Regions from separate parts of the Homo sapiens genome. Here region 2 is linked to region 1. A link is an interaction called in ENCODE POLR2A ChIA-PET data of the cell type or tissue named here. Cell type or tissue: GM12878. All regions are shown on one strand. Links, peaks and the distances in the headings refer to the core of each region. The heading gives the core; the rest is flanking DNA.

The links. Peaks named below come from ENCODE experiments on the same cell type or tissue, not always from the same donor. Only the 100,000 strongest peaks of a DNase experiment are listed, where the experiment ranks them.
Region 2: POLR2A ChIA-PET joins it to region 1 with 10 read pairs; 4 of 35 experiments call an interaction of 5 or more read pairs at or near these places.

Annotation. Positions count from the first base shown.
Region 1 is chr3:4,502,755-4,514,806 of GRCh38, reverse strand. All of the region lies in intron 2 of ITPR1 (inositol 1,4,5-trisphosphate receptor type 1), which reads right to left. Among named protein-coding and RNA genes, the nearest start is that of ITPR1, 15 kb to the right of the region's middle. RefSeq lists enhancers at 167-679, 10,061-10,150, 10,311-10,360, 10,371-10,510, 11,607-11,696. In GM12878, for the core only: no CTCF peak of the experiment used is centred there; DNase peaks (open chromatin) are centred at 6,586 and 7,536; H3K4me3 peaks cover 2,520 bases; H3K27ac peaks cover 2,003 bases.
Region 2 is chr3:4,841,138-4,853,189 of GRCh38, reverse strand. ITPR1 (inositol 1,4,5-trisphosphate receptor type 1) reads right to left here. Exons shown (of 62, transcript NM_001378452.1): 62 at 5,684-7,051. The coding sequence ends at 6,965. The region is part of intron 2 of LOC124906209 (a long non-coding RNA gene); the gene reads left to right. Among named protein-coding and RNA genes, the nearest start is that of EGOT, 96 kb to the right of the region's middle. RefSeq lists enhancers at 1,799-1,878, 2,239-2,298, 2,699-2,818. In GM12878, for the core only: no CTCF peak of the experiment used is centred there; a DNase peak (open chromatin) is centred at 7,129; H3K4me3 peaks cover 478 bases; H3K27ac peaks cover 2,237 bases.

The DNA.
Region 1 (12,052 bases), core at 1,718-9,717:
CTGCGCTTATATTATAAAGCTTTATCTTAAAGGGTCAGGAAGTCAGCATACTTCTAAGACCAATTATTAGAAGACAATTTGTTTGAATTTTGAACCAGACCAAATTTATGTCTGTACACCCTGGCATCCCGAAAGGACACCAGGGAATTTCCAAATGCAGAAGAGCAGGTATGTGCTCCGCAAGAGGACTAGGGCCTTGTCCAGTGTGACTAAGGCTCTCCTTTCAGGATCACCCTTCAGATAAGCATTCAGCCCTAGTGGAGACTAGGCCAGAAAATGCCTGCTGTTTTGTGAACCATCACCGCCACCTGGATACCTTACTGAAAGATTCCAGGCCCTTAATGGGAAGAAGCAGACAATTCAGTGTCCTCGAGTGACAAAGCATGATGTACCCCATGTTGCTTGCAGCTGATCATTGCAATAGATGTCTGGACATTGCATTCCTACAGCACGGTTCTGCATTATTTTCTTTTCTGATAATAATAGCTGGCATTTATCAAGGATTTCTCATGCCCACCATTGTGCTGAGTGCTTTACAAATGTTCTCTTAGTGAATCCTCATGACCACAGCAGGAGGTAGGAACTACCATTATTGCCATTTTGTTGTTGAAGACACTGAGGTGTAATACAGAGAGGTAAGATCCCCACATCACATAAAATTAGTAAGCAGGAGGACCAGGGTTGTTACAACCCAGGTCTATCAGACTTTTTTTTTTTTTTTAGACAGAGTCTTGCTCTGTTGCCCAAGCTGGAGTGCAGTGGCACAATCTCAGCTCACTGCAACCTCCACCTCCCAGGTTCAAGCGATTCTCCCGCCTCAGCCTCCTGAGTAGCTGGGATTACAGGCACCCACCGCCATGCCTGGCTAAACGTTTGTATTTTTTGTAGAGATGGGGTTTTGCCATGTTGGACAGGCGGGTCTTGAACTCCTGGCCTCAAGTGATCTGCCTGCCTCAGCCTCCCAAAGTAATGGGATGACAGCCAAAAGCCACCGCACCCAACCTAGGTCTATCTGATTCTTCAGTGGAGGTGTTTATCAACAGTGATCCTGGGAACACAGGTTAAAATGTTAAATGTTCTTATACTCCGGATGATTATGGAGAACTGAGTTTCTTCTTATGCACAATTCTGTTTTCTAATTTTTCTACCATGGCTCTGTAATACTTCCATAAGTCAGAAAAAAAATTAAGCATCTTCTAACCAAGATACTTATTAAGTGGCCGAGATAAGTGAATAAGTAACCTTTAGCTACATTTTACATCTCCCCCTGAAATCACAGGCCAGTCCACCCACCACAGCTAATGATCCTCTGGGCAATCTGCCAGGGGTCCCAATTAAAAACAACCAAAAAGTAGGGGAGGACAGATCCTTCCCCAGGGGTCTCATGTGATAATTCCCCTCACAAAGGACTGGGCAGAAAGCTTGCTGGTCTGGCTAGAAACCTCTGGAGATCTCCTCCGGCCTCGCCTTAGTGAAGTGGAGGAAGGAGATGGGGGGAGGAGGATAGGTTTTAGTGCAATTATCAGTGATGTCCTGGAAGGAAAAACAAAGGCCGGGAAAGTCAACAGAACAGGCCTCTGTGGTGTGGAGGGGTGGAGGTGGAAAGTCCGCCCCAGAAGTGATGGGCCTAGGAGCAATCTTCTGGAAGACTTCCTGTTGTTCAGAGCTGGGTGGGAGAGCCCGCCTCTTTATCTGATCGTGGACCATTTGTGCCTGTGAACTTCTAGCAGCTGCACTCAGGGCTCCTATGTCACTCACACCATGACAAGGACCACCTCAGAGAAAACAGAGCTGGCGCCAACCTGCCACGGAGCTGCGGAACTTCAAACACTTACAGACACCGAGGGCTCGGCTCTGCTGACAAGCCATGCCTGACATACACGAGGGCAGGCTTAGGCGCTCAGCTCCCGCACTCCACCCTGGCTCTCTGCCCCTAAGCTCTTATTATTATTATTATCATCTAGCTTGTTATTAGGAGCCCACCACAACCTCTCTGCTTTCATTTCCTCCTCTGTTAAATGGGGATAATTTAACTTCAAGAGGCTGTGGTGAGCAATGGGTGAAATAATGCTTGAAAAGCACCTGGTACAGTGGCTGACATACTTGAATTAATCTATGCTAGTTATTTTTATTTTTCTTCCACGAGAGATAAGTGGAATTCTGAAAGATTCCAGGGCATCAAAATTTAAACTCAGTAAAGGATCCCCTGTTTAAAAAATCAGATGTGTATCATAACAAATGAACTCCTATATGACCCATGATGACAGATTTTACTTCAGGGAAGATAATTTATCCTTCCTAATTCCCCTGATGAAAAAAGGTGAACAATAGCGAATTACACTCAACTGCCAGCCACAGAGCATTCTAACCTTTCAAAAAACACAGAATCATGGAATAAAAGTTGGAAGGAACCCTGTAAAGCATGTAATTCCACCTCCCACCCAATAATGAAATCTCCCCATCGCGCTGCCTATGGATGGTCTCACTGGGCAATAGAGCCTATTCTTTGTTCAAACAGCCTTGTTCAGACAATTACTCCTAAACCAGGCACGGTGGCTCATGCCTGTCATCACATCTTAAACAGCCAAGGTGGGAGGATGGCTTGAAGCAAGGAGTTTGAGACCAGCCAGACCCCATTTCTACAAAAAATAAAAATAAAAACACATTATCAGGGCATGGTGGTACACATCTGTAACCCCAGCTACTTGGGAGGATCACTTGAGCCTGGGAGCTCCAGGCTGCAGTGAGCTGTGATCATACCACTGCATTCCAGCCTGGGCAACAGAGCAAGACCCTGCCTGTGAAAAAATAAAACAATTACTCCTGTCCCCTCCCTTAGCCCCACAAAGGATAGCCGCCTCCCAGAACTTTTGCTATTCATCTGCCCTCTGAAGCATCTAAGACCTCTGCATATGTGAATGCTATCTAGATTATTTCTCCTTAAGGCTTTGCTTCTTTTCACAAAGCATCACCATCCTCCCCGCAATTCCTGACGCAGAATGACCTCAAAAGCACCTCTCAGCCCATGGCAGGCAGGAGCTGAGGCTCCAGAGTCAAAGTGCCCAGGTTCAAACCCCAGCTCTGCCACTTACTCACTGAAGAACTTCAGGCAAGTTCCAGAACTTCCCTAAGCCTCACTTTTCCCAGCTGTAAAATGGGGAGAATAAGAGCACCTACCTCAGCAAGCTGACATAAGGTTCAGCAAGACGGTATTTATAAACACTCAGCAAAGCATCTGGCGTGAAGTAGGCATGCCACCAATATATAATAGTACTATCAGACCGCCACCCACCACCATTCTGATGGGTGCAAGCACCTGTTAAAACAGGATTCTTCCAGGGTGGCTTTGGCCAAGGCAAAGAAAGGTAGATCACTGCCTCTGGGAGACACTCTTGCAGAGGGAGGCTGTGGCAGCTTTGTTGAGCCTGACACCACCCTCTGGCTGAGCTTCCCTTTGCCCTCTATTGAAATTGCTCCCTGAGCTGTGCGTAAAAAAAAAGGGGGGGCAGGGAAGATTTGATTCTATTCCCAAGAAAAGTGCAAATAAAGAAAAAAATAAATGCAGAAAGATCTCCTTGGGGAAGAGAAGCCAGAGCTGCTCTTCAGCGTCTGTATTGCTCTCTGCCTTCTCTATACCTTTCCTGGTCTTCTCGTCCACTCTGCTGGCTCCAGTCACTGTTACGTGAAGAGGATTCCCAAATCTGTCTCTCATGTCCCACAGCTACTAGAGTTTTGCTCCTAGCGGCTCACGGCATCTCAATGTACCAAAAAGAATTTACCTGCCTGCCCAACCTGTTCCTCCTTCATAGCCATTTCTCAGTGACCACCAGCAAAGCCTGGTGGCTCCTCCAGTCCTCCCTCTCTCATGTTCCCTGCCACAGGGCCCTTGCCTGTGCTGTTTTCTCAAGCCCACAACACTCTCGTCCCTACCCCACCCCTTGCTCTAATTATAGCCAAGTCACCCTCCAGCTCTGAATTCAACTACCATTTCCACCAGAAAATCTTCCCCATCCCCTCAGATGAAGTTAAATTCCACTCTTATAAACTCTACACCATGGATCTCTACTTCCCAGCCTTCATCTCAGTTACAAGTTCACATTTACTTGTGCAATTCCTGTCTGACACCGTACAAGGCACATGCTGTATTCTAGAGATCTGTGTGTGATGTGTTTTATACACAACTGTATTCCAAACACCAATGCCTAGCACATAGTAGGTATTCAGTAAATACCTGTTGAATAAATGAATGAAAAAGTCTAATCCAGCATCAATTTTTGCTGACTTTAAGCTTTACTATATCTCTTGATTCTTCTAGTTCCCTTGCCCCTGCTAACCTGAGTCTCAGCCAGTATCATTTCTCAACTGGACTCCCTAAGGCCTTCCTACTCGTTTCTCTGAATCTGTCTTTCCTCCTCAATCTATTCGGCATACAACATCCAGCATGATATTTTAGAAACATAAATCAGACCATATCATTTCCCTGCTTAAAACCTTCCAACATCTCTTTGGAGCTCTTCATGATCTAGCCCTGCCTACCTTGAGCCCTGCTCTCCATACTCCAGCCATAATGATTTTTTTTCCAGGGCCCCCACCATGCTCTGTTCCCTGGGCCTTTGCACATGCTGTCTCTCAGCCTGAGACATCTCCCTCCCTCTCCCACCACCACTTGTGGCTAACTCCCACTCACCTTCACAGCCCCAGTTTGATGTCTCCACCTCTGGGAAGCCCTCTCCGACCTCCCAGATCTGGGTTATACGTTTCCAACATACTCTTCTATACAGCAACCTGGGTCCACTACCACTGTCCTAACATTGCTTATTCACTTGTTTGTTTGTCTTCTCCACTAGACTGCAAGCTCATGAGGGCAAGAACCTCAGTTGTCTTCTTTCCTGTTGCATCCTAGTACCTGGTAGTACCTGGGATAGAGCAAGCAGTCAAATATGGGTTCAATGTCACTTTAGTGCTATTGTATCTGCTGCCTAGAAGAGTTTATACTGGTTTTGTTTTTTAGAGTTATGGTCTCACTCTGTCACCCAGGCTGGAAGGTAGTGGTGCAATCATAGCTCACTGCAGCCTTGACCTCCCAGGCTCAAGTGATCCTCCCACCTCAGCCTCCTGAGTAGCTAGAACTACCGGTGCGTACCACCATGTCTGGCTAAGTTTTTTCATTCTTATTTTTGTAGAGACAAGGTCTCACTATGGTGCCCAGGTTGGTCTTGAACTCTGGCCTCAAGTAATCCTCCTGCTTCAGCCTCTCAAAGTGCTGGAATTACAGGCATGAGCCACCACACCTGGTTTGTTTTTTAGATGACTGCTCTCCAAAACAAATTAAAGCCAAATTTACAGTGTTAGATCAAGAACAGAAACCTACTTGGCCCTTTTCAATAGATTTCTATGAGAAATTTGGAAGCAAGAAACAAAATATCTAACTTTTATCCCTGGAAAGATACTCTAACTTTTATCCCCATTGACCATCCCCTCCACATGTCCAAAATGGCTTGGAGTACTGACAAGAGTGTACACTTGGAAACAGACTCAGAATATGTGAGTCTGAATTCCAGCCTCATAAATTACCAGCTGTGTGTCCTTAAGCAACTTCCATAACTTCTCTGAACCTCAGCTCTCTTATCTGTAAAAAAGGGGGCAACCTTTCATATTTCTCAGGGTCATTGTGAGGAGTAAACCAAATAATCCACATAAAGTGGTCAACACAATACTTGGCCCTTTATGCTCACTTTCTGTATGTCTGAATGAGTCTGAAATGAAAACATTCGTTTTTGTTCCTTCAAAGTCTTCACTCACCTCTGTCCTGTGATTCCTCTACTTGATGAATGTTGCTTACCTGGTCAATACTCTAGGAAATACATCTGGAGAAACAAAGATCCCAGAAATGTTTAAATCCTCTGTAAGCCCACGAGGTGGCTGATACTTGGACAGCATCTCCAAAGTACTGTTGTTTTTCAGTACCCAAACTCACAATACCAAAGCTGGCCAGACCTCAACTCAACTCCCCCGCCTTCTAACATCAATCTAGGTCCCCTGCTGGCAGTGGGGGTGGTGGAAACCTCTTCAAAGGGATAGTAATTCAGTATTTAGAACCTCTTCCACTCTGGTGTTAAAACAGGCCAAAGCACAACCTCACTAAAAAAGAAATATGTTCATTTAATTTTAAGCAGCAGCTCAAGATAGGTTTGGAATTTTTTTTTTTCTAAAAGCTTTTAGTGTGATAGAAAACTCACTCATTTGACTGTGGCAGAAAACTCACTTATTGAAATTTTTCCATCTATTAGTTCTCCTGCACACACTTAACTAATTGCATTACATTCATTTAAAAAAAAAAAAAAAAAAAAACCTTGATTTTCGCCTACACAGAATTCCGAATTTAAAAGTTAACAACTCCTGAAACTGAGACTAAAGTAGAACACTTCATTAACCAATAAGTTACCTAAGGGATCACTTAATCTTCAAGGGTGGACAGGCTTGGGAGGAAATGAGAAATTGACTTTATACTAGTTAAGGGACCCCAAAACCACAGACCTGCCAGTTTTTACCAAGACACAAAGGCAAGCCTCCTACGTTTAATTAAGATGAAGCCACCTGGCCACTGGGGCTGAACAGTCTGACTTTCAGTAATCGGGTGGCAGGGTAGTCCCACTGACAGTCTGACCTTAAATGAAACCCTTCTGAGCATGAGAGTCAGGTACTTTGGATCCCCTGCCTGCCTGCAACCCCTCGCCTCGTCCCCACAGTGCACCATTAATTTCCTGATGACCAAGCTCCTCTGTATTTTACCACACAATTACCTTAACAGTGAAAATCTTATATATCACTGACCCAAGACACACGCAAAACACTCCCCAGAAGCCTGAATTTGTAATCATTTAACCTCCTTAAACAGTGAAGCTGGCTAGCACAGAATATAGCTCATCTATTATTAAAAGCTTCTATCCTGGTTCCTTAAACACCAGTTATGACAGAACCTAAGAGCAATAAGCATCAATCTAATTTCTATTGTAGGACACAACTTCATCTGAGGCCAAAAGCTACAAAAAGAACAAAGTAAGTGTTGGAGACTAACAGTTATAAAGGAAGTTACACTTGAAGCTGCTATTCTCAGACACAGAGAGGAACCTATGCTTTATAATTTTTTAATGACCCATCCCACTGCAGAACTTCTGGACTGCTTGGTATAATCTTGCTCATAAGAAAAAGATGAACGTAGGACAAGTACCACTAGCTTCCACATTCTCAGCGTTTCTTTGCATTTCAGGAGGAACTTTAGGAAGCAATTTTGTTTCACAAAAACAACTGAAAAGTATCCCCATGCATTTTTTTCTGAACAGAAAGATCTCATACAATACCCAGACTTAGAGATGGTCAATTGCACCCTGTCACTTAAGCCTTCAATTTCTCCCTCTCTCTAATGTTCCATGCCACAACCCCACATTTCAAATTACCTATGTACTCTAGGAGCTGGTGGCCCAAGGGTCAGGGAAACTTCAAGGTCAAAACTATTTCACAATAACATTGGGGCATTATTTTCATTTTCACTCAGTCTCTCACACATGTACAGTGAAGTTTTCCAGAGGCTGCAAGGCACATGATGTAACAACAGACTGAAGACAGAAACAGATATATGATCTGTGAATCCGGCTATGTTCTGTGAAACCAGACCTCAAAGTGATTCGCAAAAAAAAAAAAAAAAAATTGCTACTCTTCTCAAAATTTTTGTTTGGGAAAATATTCTTATTGTTCATTAAAAATATGTCAATACGTTAATGTGTAATTGGTTTTTAAAAATATTTTTTCAGTGTTCATTTTCTCAGTGTTAATTTCTAACATTGTAAATACAGACAGATGTAACTCACATCAACAGTTCTTTAGGGTCCTGAATTGTTTTTAGGCATGAAAAGAGCTCCTGAGAGCCAGAAGTTTGAAAACTGCTGCCATAAACTTTTCTTTAAGAGTTGTCCTGGCAATGACTGTGTGCTTAGGACTCTCACTGTATAAGTTTGGAAACTTTATATAACAGGATGAAAATGCAAAATATAAAACTGAACAGCCAGGGCTCTAGAAAGTGAACTGTTCCATGTGAAACTTAAATCTTCCTTCTTATCGAACATATTTATTGATACCTACTATATGCCACCCCTATACTAGGTACTGGGGATACAGATCAAAGCAAGACATACAAGGTCCCTGCTCCCGTGATACCTATATTCTAGTGAGGGCAGACAGACAGGAAACAAACAGATAAAACAAGCAAGACAAATCAGATAGTGATGAGTATATGCAAAAAATTAAAACTGGTGATATGATTAAGTGACAATGCAATTTTGGCTGGTCAGAAAAAACAAGATGAGATGTTTAAGCGAAGACCTGAAAGTCAAGATAGAGGCAGTCATGCAAAAAAAAATCAGGCGGAAGAGCATTTTAGGTAGAGTAAACGGCTAGTACAAAGGCCATAAAGCAGAAAAGAGCTTAGCAAATTCCAGAAACAGAAAGCCAGCCCAATGTCTGCAGCATTAATGGGGAAAGGAAGAAAGTACAGGCTAAAGACAGGGTAGAGAAGATAGAGCCAGTAGGACTTCACAAGCCAGGGTAAAAAGTTGGCCTTCTATTCTAAATGTAATGGGAAGTCAATCAAGTTACCTCCCTTATCTGGCCCTCAATTTCCTCATCTGCAGAATGGGGATAATGAGGGCTTATCTCATAGTTATGTTGACAATTAATTGTGAAAAAGAAAATATGCTTACTTAGCACAGAGAAAGGGGGACGGAGGAAGCATTCCTATTGGCTGTTATAATTCTACTTTCTAATCTGTTCTATTTTCTATTCTCATAAACTACTCTTTCTAAACTTCTTAGGCTTATAATCAGCAGAGGATCAGCTCTGCCAAACAGCAAAGTCCAAATGACAAGTGAATATACAAAAGGGACACATGAGATGTACTGACCTCAACATGTCAATGCCAACTCCAACAATGTTTTCCCCACTATTCCTAATAAAACCAGAACCACCAAAGCACAGCCAGGTGAGGAGTGAATGCCAGCATCTCACTCACACAGCACCCTTTGCGTCTATCCTCCAGTCGTCAAGCTTTGCCACCTAGCCCCAAAGCACCTGCATTTGGACAGTCATTCTTCTGCTAAAAAATGGAGCCAACAACAAGTCCATCAGCCTTCCCCATTCTTTCTTGGCATATCCACACTACCTCCACCTCCTAAAAAACAAAAGGCCCTTGCCAACGTCCTTTGGTGCTGGTTTTCTTGCTGCTTGCTTTAAAAATAATAAAAATCAAAAAGCTTCCTTTAGGCCAGGCACAGTGACTCATGCCTGTCATCCCAACACTTTGGGAGGCCAAGGTGGGTGGATCACTTGAGGTCAGGAGTTTGAGACCATCCTGGCCAACATGGCGAAACCCCGTCTTTACTAAGAATACAAAAATTAGCCAGGCGTGGTGGCTTGTGCTTGTAGTCCCAGCTACTTGGGAGGCCAAGGCAGGAGAATCGCATGAACCTATGAGGTGGAGGTTGCAGTGGGCTGAGATCATGCCACTGCACTCCAGCCTGGGCGACAGATGAGACTCCTTCTCAAAAACAAGGGGAAAAAAGCTTCCTTTAAAGTTAGGCAGCAAAGAGAGGGGCTTACACACAGGGCTTTTGCTCAAAGCACCTGGCAAGCCAAGAGGCCATAAGGCAGTTGGCCCCTCAGAACCGAGGATAAGGACGAAGACAAAAAGGCACCGTTTCACTTTTTAGGTCAAGCAGCACCCAGCAGGGCAGGTTAACGATGGGCCGAGCCTGGCAAACCATGAGGTCTTTCACAGGAAAAAAAAAAAAAGGAGTATGCCCAGAAAAAGGAAGAGGTGCTGGCATTTGATCAATCTCCTGGCAAGAGGCCAAGGAAACTCCCTACAGAGTGAGCACAAGTCTCCCTGCGATGCCCTCACCCAGGTACATATATGGTAATATGGCTGTAAATACGAGGTAGAGAAAACCTAACGCATTTACGGTTGACTTTTTCAAGAGGGAGAAAAAGGCTCCCTTTACAACAGTCTCTGCTCCTGTTCCTGGGCACTCAGGGTTAATTTTGGACTTCCTTTGAGCAAAGATGCTTGGCGATATCATCTTTATTGTGAAATGAGGAGGAACAGCACATTTTTGACTTGGACATAATGCCACCCTCCTCCCCACACGTTTTCACACAGCTCCCCCTCCTTGCCTTCTTGTCCCATTAGCTGCTAATCAGATCGTCCTCAGAAATGCAGCATGTCCCCATCATCAGATAATTTATTCTCTTGCAAAAAGCACTTCTCTGGGAGCATAGAAAATTGTATTATGCTTTCGTTTTCAGGCAGTCCCAAAGGAAGTCACCAACTCAGAAGTTTCATCTTTAAGCAAGGCCCTTCATGGCCTCCCAGAAACAGCAGCTGTAAATCTGAAGTTCAGAGGAGTGATTCTCTAGTATAATACAACGTTGCTCATTCTCCATTCCCCCCGCCGCAACACACATACACACACAAAAATAAACCTACTCGCTTTTTCAGACATGTCTGCTAAATAACCTTTTCCCCAACCAGGTACAATATCTACAAAGTTATTTCTCAAAAAAAGATGCCCGCACTGACATTTGGTCTCATGGCTTCTATTCTTCAAGGCCAAAGTAAGAGAAGCCAACCAAAAGCTCAATATTTCCAAGGCAAAGAGCTGCAGATTTGGTGAGTGGAGGGCATTTAGCTAAAACTCTTTAATTTACGGGTAGAAAAAACAAACCTGAGGCCTAGTGATTTCTTGGAGGTCACACAGCTGATGAGTGCCCAAAGATAGACCACAGGGCTCCAGATACCAAGGCCAGTGTTTTTTGGTTTTGGGAGGGGGCGAGAGGGGGAGGGTGCTTATTTTGTTAAAAAGTTGAAGTCAGTCCCAGCCTGAAGAGACACCCCTCTGCCCACATAGCCCAAACCTCAAAAAACCAGCAAATGAAGTTAGGTCAATATCCTCAGAGAGAGACAAAAGTCTCACCAAGCCAGAAAAATTCACTCAAGGACAGGGTTTCTTAACCGGTTCACTACTGACATTCTAGGGCAGAGAGGTCTCCGTTGCGTGTGTGTGTGGTGGGGCAGGGGAGTGGGGGGCTATCCTGTGCACCATAGGATCTGTTCACAAAATGCCAGTAGCACCCCACCCCTGCCTGCCAGATAGAACAACCAAAAATATCTCCAGACGATACCAAATGTCCCCTGGAGGACACAAATCACTCTCCCTGTCCCCATTGAGACCACTGCTCTAGGACATAGATAGGTTTTGCTTTGTTTTTTTATCTGTAACGCCTTCTGCAAACATTTGTTTTTAGACAACTCGGCAGCAATGACCCGAAGCAGGTATTTTTATTTTTACACCTATTCTACAGAAGAGGAAACAGATGCACAGATGTTCCATGTTTTGCCCCTTACCCAAGAAGCAGTCAACACTCGGTACTGCGGAGTCCCCATCCTGTGGCTCACCAGGGCAATACCAATATGACCTGAAAGCAGCTTGGTTTCACTACCTGATTTTTCCACTCCCTTTTATGAATACTCAACAGTTTCCCAAGACAAATGTCCTGCAGAGATTTGTACTGAACAACACCTCAAAAGCTATCAAAAGGAAATGCTTAATATCTCTACATGGTCCTCACGTCACCCTCTGCAATAAAGGGCTTTTCTTTTTTTCTTTTTATTGAGATGGAGTCTCACTCTGCCCCCCAGGCTGGAGTGCAGTGGTGCGATCTCAGCTCACTGCAACCTCCACCTCCTGAATTCAAGCAATTCTCCTGCCTCAGCCTCCCAAGTAGCTGGGACTACAGGTGCCCACCATCATGCCCAGCTAATTTTTTTTGTAATTTTAGTAGAGATGGGGTTTCACCATGTTGGCCAGGCTGGTCTCAAACTCCTGACCTCAGGTGACCCACCCACCTTGGCATCCCAAAGTGCTAGGATTACAGGCGTGAGCCACGATGCCTGGCTGTAAGGCTTTTCAAAGAAAGATGCCAGTTCAAGAAATATTTAATC
Region 2 (12,052 bases), core at 2,821-10,820, 340 kb before region 1:
CCATCCTCCGTTCCCCCTTATCTGAGATTTGCCTGCCAGCTGACAGCATTTTTCCTTTGGTAGTGGTCTGGGTTTTTAAAAAACAACTCAAGGACATACGTTAAGATACTATCTATAGTTTCTTTAGGGAACCAAACATCTCATGACTTCCTTGGCTATTGTTTTAGGCTACTATTACCTTATTTTATTTTATTTTATTTTATTATTTTATTTTATTTTATTTTATTTATTTTATTTTATGTTATTTTATTTTAGAGACAGTGTCTCACTCTATTGCCCAGGTTGGAGTGCAGTGGTGTGATCTTGGCTCACTGCAGCCTTGACCTCCCTGGGATCAGGAGATCCTCCTACTTCAGCCTCCTGAATAGCTGGGACTATGGGTGTGTGCCACCACGCCTGGCTAATTTTTGTATTTTTTGTAGAGATGGGGTTTTGCCATGTTGCCCAGGCTGGTCTTGAACTCCTGGGCTCAAGCAGTCTACCTGCCTCAGCCTCCCAAATCATGAGCCACTGCGCTGAGGCTGCTATTATATTACTTTATTGCTCAACAAGTTGCTTATTCACTTCTCAGGGCTAGCTAGGTGCCTGGAATTGCCCTTGAAGGAATGCAAGATTTTCCTTTATTTTCATGCTCGGGTTGCAGAGGGGCTCACGGGCCCCCAAGGTGGGGTCTCTGCTCCTTCTCAGGATCCTTCTCAGAAAGAAATTATTAAAGAGGCTCTGGGTCTTCTATAGGTAGTGAGATGTAGAATTTGTATTTGAATGTTAAATTAAAGATAGTACAACTTGGGACCATTCAGACTTCAGAGATAATATCTACTTGACAAGACTGGGAGGTTTAAATGAGAATGTAAGTGAAGGCATTTCAGAAACTAAGGAAATATATTGTCATTCCCAAGATAAAACATTTTTTCTGTAGAGATTTATTTTATTTATTTATTTAGAGATGGAATCTCACTCTGTTGCCTAGGCAGGAGCACAGGGGCACAATCTTGGCTCACTGCAATCTCCGCCTCCCGAGTTCAAGTGATTCTCCTGTCTCAGCCTCCTGAGTAGCTGGGACTAAAGGCATGCGCCACCACACCTGGCTAATTTTTGTATTTTTAGTAGAGACAGAGTTTCGTCATGTTAGCCAGGCTGGTCTCGAACTCCTGATCTCAGGTGATCCATCCACTTTGGCCTCCCAAAGTGTTGAGATTACAGGCGTGAGCCATTGTGCCTGGCCCAAGATTTATTTTAAGAAAAGAAGTCAGATTTGAATCCAGCACTGCTAAAAAATATGAGGATAGTTATCTGGAAGTCATAAGCTGTATGAGAGGTTTCTTTATGAATTTATTCAGTTCAAACTGATAGTTAAAACGTACTTTGGATAGAAAGATAAAAGTTTTTAAAATGACTGGATGTGGCCCAAATATGTCATGTTAAGACATGTAGATTTAGGATCCCGCAGTAATAACATCAGACCCATTTAGTGGGAACAGAAAGAAGCTTTTGGTCATGCAATAGTTAGCTGAGATTGTGGATAGGTATGAAAAAAAGGAAATGGTCATGTTGCAAAGGAATGGGAAGTAACGTATCAGGTATATGCCAGACTCTTGGTATAGATTATCTTTCTTGATGCCCATTACTGCCCAAAGAAGTACGTGGTAGCATCTCTACTCTTGAGAAGGGGGGAACTGCACATTAAAATCATTAGTAACTTGCTCCAAGTTATAACATTTCAGTGACAGAAATGGTATTAGAATTCTTATCCACTTTAAGGCCCATGTTCTTTCCATTCCACCATGTTGCCATGTGGACTCTGACATAGACCTAGCACCTAAGCCTTGTGTGGTTCAGGTCTCCTTGTCCCAGTTTTATACCAAACCTTAATTGTTTTTCTGCAGAGAACTTTTACAAAAAGCTTCTTACAAGACTTTATGAGATACCATAGGTGATAAGTATGTGACTTATGCTCAGGAGTAAATAGGTGAAATTCCTGGATTGTCTGAAGTTCCATTTACCTGGGACCAACCATGTATTGTGAGGTCATTATAAATGTGCTGGCAAACTCTTTCCGTTAGTGGTTCTTGCGTACAGTGTGCACTTCTTATGTTGTTGGACTCTTTGTGTTGTTGTTCAGAATTCACCTTAGGGGTTTTCTCAAACTCTGCATTCTTATTCTATAGTGGTTTTTGGCTTTCTTTTTTCTCTCCAAGCTGGGTGGATGATGCAGTTTCGCTTCTAGGTGTTAGGATTCTCTTTCACACTGGTTTGTCATGACCTTAAAGTATTTTAAGATGTTCCTTTGGTAATTTTTTTTTTAATGTCTTGCCCTAGTAAGCTAGAGATTTGTTTTACCAAATGAGTTTAAAATACCAGCAGCTGGAGACTCCATAGCATTGTCTGAGTTGACCAAATGTAAACACCCACCAGTGATCTACCTTTTTATTTTCTTGATTTTGGTAGACTTTTTTGGTTCCAGACCTGAAGGCTTGTTATGCTTCTGAATTGGCCTCTAGGTTGTAAGAGTTGCTTAATGTGGCATATGATACCAAAGATGGAAAAATGTGTATGATAATTATAATCATCTTATTATAAATTGCCATCATACTCTCTCCTGTCAGATGATTGATGAGGCCTAAACGTTGTTCTGAGCTGCAACCACCCACAAAAACCACACACACGGCGTTTTACTCAAAACTTTACTTCAACCACTACTTTGTGATGCAAAACTAGTGGAATTTTGGGTACTTTCTGTAAAATTGAAATCTTTATGGGGATTTTCCAACATTCTAGTTGATTGTTAAATTATTAGTGTAAGGAACAAGACCAAGGCAGAGTTTGCCAATGAACACTGACATCTGTGGTAGGAGAGGACACCAGTGTGCACCTGCACATGCTCCCTAGGAAGAAGCCACCTTGATTGGGCCGAGGACGGATTCTCCCTTTGAAAAATGCAGTTATATAAGAGCTATATACAAGAGATTTGTAGTTGTGAAAGATAAAGACTTCAGGAGCTCACTCACTCCTTATCTTTGCCACAAAGTTTTCGGTCTTGACAAAATATTCAGAGTCAATACTTTCTAATGTGTAGATCCATCATCTCATGAAAGAGATTTGAAAAGAAAAAACAAATCAATCTGTATTGTTCCACATGTAGGACAAAATAAAGTTCTGCATGAATGCTTTGTGTAAAGGGAGAACAGTTAAGGGAAACTGATTACTGATATCCCCACTCTGGAAGGGAGATAGCAAGTGGGAAGAGCTCTCTGTATTTTGCTTAGTCAGGAGATCTTTATTTATTCTGGAGCTGAGTCCTTGGACAAGTTACTTTACTTCTTTAGGGCTCAATTTCTTATCTTATTTAAAATAAGTTTCACTTCTGCTGTACAGTGTCTCAAGAGCCTTCAATAACAGTCCTTTGTTATTCTGTCTTATGTAAAGGTGACTTTTACTGTCATATAATTTGTCTTCTAACAAGCACGTATGTTATCAAAATCTGTAAAAAAAAAAAAAAAGTTTTGGCGAAAAAGTTTTGGCAAAAACCCAACTCTGCTTCTATAAGTATGTAGTTATGATTGTAACAGTTTGGAAGGAGTAAATTTCCCTCCCTGCCGCTCAAAAGTCAGGCTAAGGGTCTCATTATTAGCCTTAAAATAACTATCAGAAACTTTCAGGCCTTTGCCCATTAAGGCTTTATCCAAGCCGTCTATAGTAGGAGTATACAGAGATCTACAATTGAGTTTTTAACAGGTTATTTTCTTAATTTACTCTAGAGATCTTAGTAATTTCCCACTAGCACATGGCATGTCAATGCAGAACTTTGCAGTGAACTGTATGGGACTTGGGAGACAAACAGCTCTGTATAGTTTGCTGCTGCAAAGGCTGAGTTGTTGACTAGCGTCCATAGACAAAGGATGCTTGCTTTAGAATTTATATTAGGAAGTGCTCAGTGAAACGCAGTGAAAGAGCACATTTTACAGGAGCAAAATCAAGCAATTGATTTCCAGAAAGGGCAACCAAATAAAAAAAAATTGGCTGAATGAAGAACAATGAATAAGGAACATGAACTTGAAAGCAAACTAAGTGAATAGTATCAAATCTTTAAAGAATGACATTAAAGTCATATTTTGTATGTTGGGGGCAGGGTAAATACAGATAAATACAGCACTAGGAGAAAACTGAACAGGGTGGATGGAATATCATTTAGACCTTCAGGACGACAGCAAACAGAGTGGAAGCTTTACTTGTAGAGAGAAACAGGGTAATCACTACACAATTTTAGGGGCATGGAAAGGGTAAGATCCCACAAATGTTAGAGAAGTGGAATGGAATTTCCCAGACCCTTTAACAGATGGATTAGTTAGGGAAATTTGCAGATGCTTGAAACTTGAATTGGTGCTGTAGCAAACTGTTAATATTAAATAAAATGGCTTAATTAAGTAACATTGGCTTTCTCTCATGTTAGCGAGTACTACCATACTTTCACCCTGATAACACTAATTCTTCATCCGGGTAGGTAACTTTGAAGGTGACTTGGACCTTGATCTTAAAATAGAGGTGTTGGAAAGGCACAATGTGAAGGAAGCAGGCAGAATTACAATTACACATCAAAGGCCCCCGGAGTTTTCACTTCAAATTGTATGTTTCAATTCTACTAGCTTTAGTGTTCACACCCAAACGGCAAGGGTAGGATCTACTGCATGGAGGGAGGAGTGGCATTCCAATTTCGTTTATTTTCTGCTGAAGCTGGCACACTGAATGAAGATTTATATCTTAAGTGACAGGATTCAAATGGAACATGACAAACCTGTAAAAGCTGCAACTTGGCATGTCAATGCAGAACTTTCCAATGAACTGGATGGGACTTGGGAGACAAACCACACACACTGCCACATCTCGTTGGGCAGTGTGAGAGATCAAAGAGAAAGCCCAGGGGAAAAGCAAGTCCTTGCTAGCTAATGTGTGCATTGTGGGGGTTAGCATAGATTGCCATTTTGCTTACAGATAAAAGTAGGTATCTGTCTTAGGCTTGCCTTACGATGGAAAAATTTTGTGGAGACAGGCTGCACTGACTGGAAAAAATTAATTTGTTTTTAAGTTATCAAATTTATAAAGTAGAAGCATTAGTTACAAAACTAGCCATTTAACTGGAATTTAATCTTGACCTAGTTCCCAACATTGGGTGGTATTATTTACCAAAGCATAGAGAAAATTAGTGTCAAAAAAAGCAGCCAGGGCAAGCACTGATTTGAGGAGGGAACAGGTTTTACTACGTTTGGACAGGCAAGGTGGCTCTGTAAAAACATTTTACACTTTGCTGAAGGACCCTGACCACTGGGCATGAACTAAAACAAATTTCAGCTGTTCCCGATACTTCCACATGGCACACAGCAAATTAAAGATCCCCCAGTAAAAGCAGAAGAGACAGGAGATTTAGTAGGGCGCTCCCGACAGCCTGGCTGGCAGTCACTAATCCAGAAGAATGAATGAATGTTGTACTAAATACTCCCCAATGTTTGTTCTAATAATTCTCCTCAGAGCTGTCATAACAACAGCAAGTGTTTTTTTAAATAATCAGGTAAACATTTTCTGAATTAACCTGGTAATCAAACCGACTGTACTTCAAACTGATCCTAAAGAAAGTACATAAATGGAATAGCAGTTAAGTCACAAATGCCAAATGAAAGCCACCAACCAGTCACTGTATATTCTGCATCATTTATTAAATATTTTTATATATGCATTTACAAACTTTACTCATTTCAGAACTCTGCTTTCAATGCATTTTTAAACTGTTTTTTTTTTTTTTGCAGAGAGATTCTCTTGTAAAATGAGATCCATGTACAAAACTAGGCAACAGATATAAAAGTTTCCTTTCATATTTTTCATCCATCAAGAAAAGAAATCATGTGACAAGAAATAAAACCAAAATGTGGCTCTTTCAGAAGAATAACATGTCTGTGGTCAACTATGACTTCTAATGAGATAGTTCATATTTCATCTTTATATGGATGTATATAGTTTTAATACTTCTTAGCTACTGTAGCATGTTGGTTCAGATGAAGAAAAAATAAACTCTATTGTTTGGACTAGATAATCTAGAAACCATCAATTATGCATGTCTTTATAATGCGACATCAAAATTTACCCAGGAGATGACACTGATTGGCCAGCAGTATGCATTTATCCTGAACATTGCATAGAAAGTTCCCTTTAAAAAATTCATTATCTTCTTCACAAGCTAAAGTATGAGCCTCTAATTTGGCTCTCTTATTTAAAGAAATAGTTTAAATGATCAATTTAGAAGCTTAAAAGTATCTTTGAAACTAAAGTTGCTTTTCTTAAAATGAATGCTGATTTAACAGTTCATAGACTTGGAGCATTATCACTAGGAGACGGAGGCACTACTGCCACTAACGAGAAACAGCATCACCAGAGGATAATTACATGGTACAAAATGCCCAGGGGCCTGAAACTCACTATTAATATAATTTTGGCAGCAGCATCATTTGAAAGTTAACCATTTATTACATAGTATTAACACACCAGCTTCAAAGAAGTGCACTCCCTTTAGGACACTCGGGAGCTACAAATGTATTGTGATTGCATAATTCGTATTGCACAGTTTTATAAAAAACATAAATACTGGCTATTCTAGTTTTAAATACAAAATACATGTCATATACTTTTAAATCTATAATCTGGTTCAAGTGCAAATCAGGTGCTTTCTGTTAGTCCTTCCAAAAAAGGCATTTTTAATATTTTTGGCACAAATGAAATGTCATCATGCCAACAATTCTAATTACAATACATATATCCAAACCTTTAGAGTAGCAATCATATACATACAGTATAAAACTGAGTATTTACAAATGTATTCAGCATAAATGTAACCTTCGTGGGTGAATCAGAACTCATTAGCCATACCCACACTAATAATAATTATAAAAGGTAAATACAATTCCTTTCTTTCATTTGCTTATGCTGGTTGTTGTGGGTTGACATTCATGTGAGGAGGATGTCCTAGAAGACCAATTCTTTGTTTCTGCTTCCTTTGTTCTGTCATCTGGAAAGTTAAAAAGTTTCATCATTAGACCCAGATACTTCCTGTACGTCAAATCGCATACTGAACCATAGATTTACCTCTGTGGTTATGGTTTATACTGAAACCCACTTTCTACAAATAGTGTACCATCGCTATATCAAACACACAGCACTTCAAAAAAGGCATCTTCTTAGGCAGAATGGGAAATTCTGTGACCTAGTCATGCAATGTAACATTCAGAAGTATTGCTTGCCACTTGTTTCATAAAGAAACAAAAAACAATAAAAGCACAGGATTCTTTCTTGTTTCCCAAATGCACTTCCAAATGATTTGAAGACTCATTGGAAAATGGTGGCTTTGTACGATAGTAACAACACGCCATACTAACAAGAAAAGCAGTGTTTAGAATCCTAGGTTTGAGAGGGAGGGTTCGTGTCCACACTTTCAGTGGGTCCTGATTTTTCTCTTCAATGACTCTTGAGTAGTTGGTTAGAGAAAAAAAAAATTACCTACCATAACTAGGAAAATGAGAAATGTTCTCAAATCTCTTTGAGGTCCAGAATGATTAAATGCTGTAAATAATGCTGTGACCATTCACGGTATCTATTTCTTGCCACCCAGTAGACACTGAGGCTCGCTGAAGGTCAGGCGAGACCATTGCCTAAGACTAGTTCAAATGAAAAAGTACTTTCAAAATCCCAAACAAGAAGCCGATTCTATTCATTTGGTTGCTGAACTAAATATATTCTCATGTTGATGGGTCTCTAGACCTGTTCTAGGTATTTTAGGGCATACTTACTTCTGTCTCTGTATTAAGATTTTCCTTAACCCAGTTAGTCTTAGTTTTGGATTTTAGGGTGAGCATTCAAGTCAACTGAGATAAAAAGGCTATACGGAATATATATTCAAGAAAATTGTTGTCTGCAAGTGGGTTAAGGTCCTACTCCTATGTTTTTAGCTTCCTAAAATTGTAGAGGAATTAGGGTAAAAAGAATAAAGGCTTTGGAATCAGATCTAGTTTCTTATGGTTTTGTCATTTAACTTATCAAAGTCTGTTTTCTCATCCATACAATCAGGATGATAATTCCTAGCTGATTGGTGGAGAATTGCGAGGTTATACGCAAATTTATTAGCATAGCATCTGTCACATAGTAGATGTGACACTTAATCTCACTTTTCACATGAACTCATTTTTGGTACAAAATATCTGGAGAGAACATAAAACAAGACTAATTTACCTAGGTTCAATTTCAATGTGGTTATTTTTTCTTCTTCAAAACTAGCATTATCCTCTCAAATCAAAATACTATTTTTAGGCTCCTGTGGAGATGCTTTCTCTGTTATAATTTAGATGAGAAGACTTACAAGGACTTAGTATTTCCAAAAGGTAGCTTTTAATAAAGCTTTTAATTAAGAATTGGATTAGGAAATTCCAGCTAGCCCCTGAAGTTTCCTTAGGTGAGTGACATCTTTAAAGGAAGTGTTACACACTACACTGTATCCACAGATTCGGCTCAGGAAGGAGAACCTAATATGACACATGAAATAAATTCACAATTAGGTTAAAATGCCAGTAATTCATTCATCTTACTACCTGATAGTTCAGATGTTTAGCTCAGATTTTTCTCCCACAACCCTTCCCTTGGCAGGTAACCTTGAGAGGGAATCCAATACAACTTAGCTAAATTTGGATAATCTCAAGTGTTCAAATTGATTTAGAAATCTTGGTGTGCTCAGCCAGGTGCAGCGGGCTCACGCCTGTAATCCCACCACTTGGGGAGGCTGAGGTGGGCAGACTGCTTGAGCCCAGGAGTTCGAGACCAGCCTGGGCAACGTAGCAAAACCCCATCTCTACCAAAGGGGAAAAAAAATTAGCTAGGCATGGTAGCGTGCACCTGTAGTCCCAGCTACTTGAGAAGCTAAGAGTGGGAGGATCACTTGATCCTGGCAGGTGGAGGTTGCAGTGAACAGTGATGATGCCACTGCACTCCAGCCTGGGCAACTGAGATCTTGTCTTGGAAAAAAAAAAAAAAAAATCTTGGTCTGCTCAACCCTTATTGAAGGATACTTTACTCAAAGCTTATATTTAAAGCTGCTGAAATCTTTCAACTCAAAGTTGAATGTCAAAGTTGGCCATTAAGACTTTTTTCCCCTGTAATTTTGCTTTAAATAACTACTTGTATTTGAGATGACCTTTTAGTATGCGTATTTTCATCCCTGTTTGTTACATCAGCTCTCCTTGACTTTTCAATTTGTCAGTTAGTCTTTCTCTTCAACTTGAAGAAACCTCTGAAACTTTACAACAAAGGAGTCTTCAGTTGGTGGCCTGGCTTCCTTTTCACTTCCACAGCCGCGGCCTGATGCCTCCTCAGTTAGCAGCCCTATTCATCTGTCTTCATAAGTGATCCCATCGCCCACCCTCCCTCCGTCCCTATCCTTAAGGCTCCCCACTGATGTGGGTTATTGGCCAATTCTTTGCTCAGGTAGTCATATTCCTGATAATTTTAAGTACCAACTACACATCTAATGTTCTTTTCTGTTTCTCTAGAAGAATGGTTCTCAAACTTCAGCATGCGCCAGAATCACCCAGAACATTTGTTAAAACACAGATCAGAAACAGAGTTTCTGACTCAGTAGGTCTGGGGTAGGTCCCATGAATCTGCTTTTCTAACGATTTCCCAGATGATGTAGACGTTGCCGGTCTGGGGACTACACTTTGAGAACCACTGCTCTAGAAGAGGTTTTTCACTGATAATCTCCAAAATCGGACAAGATCATTTTGAGTATATACTTGAACACTTTTTTTAAAAAAAGTAATTTGTGTACATATATTATTTTTCTCAAATGAGGGAAGCTCTTGGAGAAGATTGTCTGCAACTGAGCATATAGTAGGCACACACATTTGACTGATACTCTTTTGATTAACCATGGCCTTTTAGACAGAATGGCTGTCATTTAAGTCAACATCACTGCCATTTAAGTGACTGCTAAAGGAGAAGGAATTGGGCAACTGCTAAAGTGTTTGGCCTTTTAGTAGCAGTCATCATCCAATTACAAGAGAACCAAAAAAAAAAAAAAAAAAAAACCCCTCAAAACCCTGAAGGACTAAATCTGACCTATAAGAAACTGAGGCCAACAATTCTGGACGCTTAGGTTTCTCCAGCCTCTTAGTGCATATTCTCACATAATTTCTGGTTTTATTAGTTCAATTCTTCTTATCTACTTACCTACCCCACCTACATACATTCACACGTACTATCTATATATCTTGTTATAAGGCATCATTATTGTCTGTTACTCTTACCTACATCAAAACAAATATAATGACCAAAGTCTATCCTTAGCATTTTTGTCAGATAATAGTCTCTCTGGACATCTGAAACAAAATTGACTCTTGAGTAAAAAAAATCTATGGTAACTGTATTCAAAATTCTAATATTGAAACATCTATTTTGAGTAGTGTGAGATGTCTCATTTATAGTACATTTAAAAATCCTCAAAACGGCTGGGCATGGTGGCTCACTCCGTAATACCAGCACTTTGGGAGGCAGATCACTTGAGGCCAGGAGTTCGAGACCGGCCTGGCCAACATGGTAAAACCCCATCTCTACTAAAAATACAAAAATTAGCCAGGCATGGTGGTACATGCCTGTAATCCTAGCTACTTGGGGGCCTGAAGCAGGAGAATCACTTAAACCTGGGAGGTGGAGGCTGCAGTGAGCTGAGATCGTGCCACTGCACTCCAGCCTGGGCAACACAGGGAGACTCCGTCTCAAAAACAAAACAAAGCAAAAAACCCAAACCAAACCTCAAAATTCCCATGTAGCTAAGGATAAACAGTTGTAGTAATGCTGTTCTTCACATCTATACAAATGTAGAAACTAGCTTGAATTTCAGCATTCCTCCTTTTGACTCATCTAAACAAGAAGCAAAGAATAGTGTAGCTTTACAAGTCAGATACAGCCAGACATCTGAAAGACTGTTCATGAAAACACGAGGCATACAGTAGAAATGGGCAAATTTTAATCTACCAGTATTGCCTCTAAATGATTAAAGGCTGGCACTGGAAGGAAAGTTCATTGACAGCACACAAATGCCACATTTCTGGTTTATAACACATCTTAATAGTCTTTGAAAAGCTGCTTTCATGTTACAGGAAGGTCTTGGTTACTCAGATTCTAAACAGCTAGCAAATTCTAGTAATCACAGTTATTTTCTACAGCCCTATAAAATCAGTCATGTTCAGAATGATGAGCCTCAAATACTGAGAAATGAAACCAAACCATCCCTTGAATACAAATATGTTGATTTACTATCAATGTATAGATACAATTCAGATTCTTAGAGTTGATCTCAAATGCTCTGTTTCTCTCTATTTCACCTGGCCAACTCTTACTCAGGCTTTGAAACCAAGCTCCTGAATTACCACCTCTGAGAAGACTTCTGTGGTAATTACTCTAATCCTCTCCCGAAGATCAGATTGAACAAATCACTCCCTTTTCTCCATTCCCAGAGCAATGTGTTCACAGCTCGGTTACACACTCACCAAGTTTAATTATAATTGATCTGTTTACTTGTTTCCCACTCTAGACTTTTAGTTCTTGAAGGCAGAGAAGAGGATCTATTCATCTTTGTAGCCCCAGTACCTAATGCCGCACCTGGCAAACAGGTGTTTCATATGTGTTGGCTGAAAGAAGGAACGGAATTAACCAGACCATACTGCCATTCCTTGAGCATGCCATGCATTTTCATGCCGTTGCTCATGCTGATTCCTTTCCTGGGAAGCCCCCTACTGCATTTCTCTGCCAGCTCAGAAGTCACCTGCTTGTAAGATTATAAAAGCTAAACTCCTTCTGCACTGCAAACTTCACACAGGACCACTACCTACCTACTTCTTTGTGCTCCATGAAACTATTCATGCCTCAAGTCATTCATACTGTATCAGATTGCTAGAGGTCTACTTCTTTGTCTTTCTTGCTAGATCCTGGATCTAGAGGGCAGATGTTGACTTAGTCTTCTTTT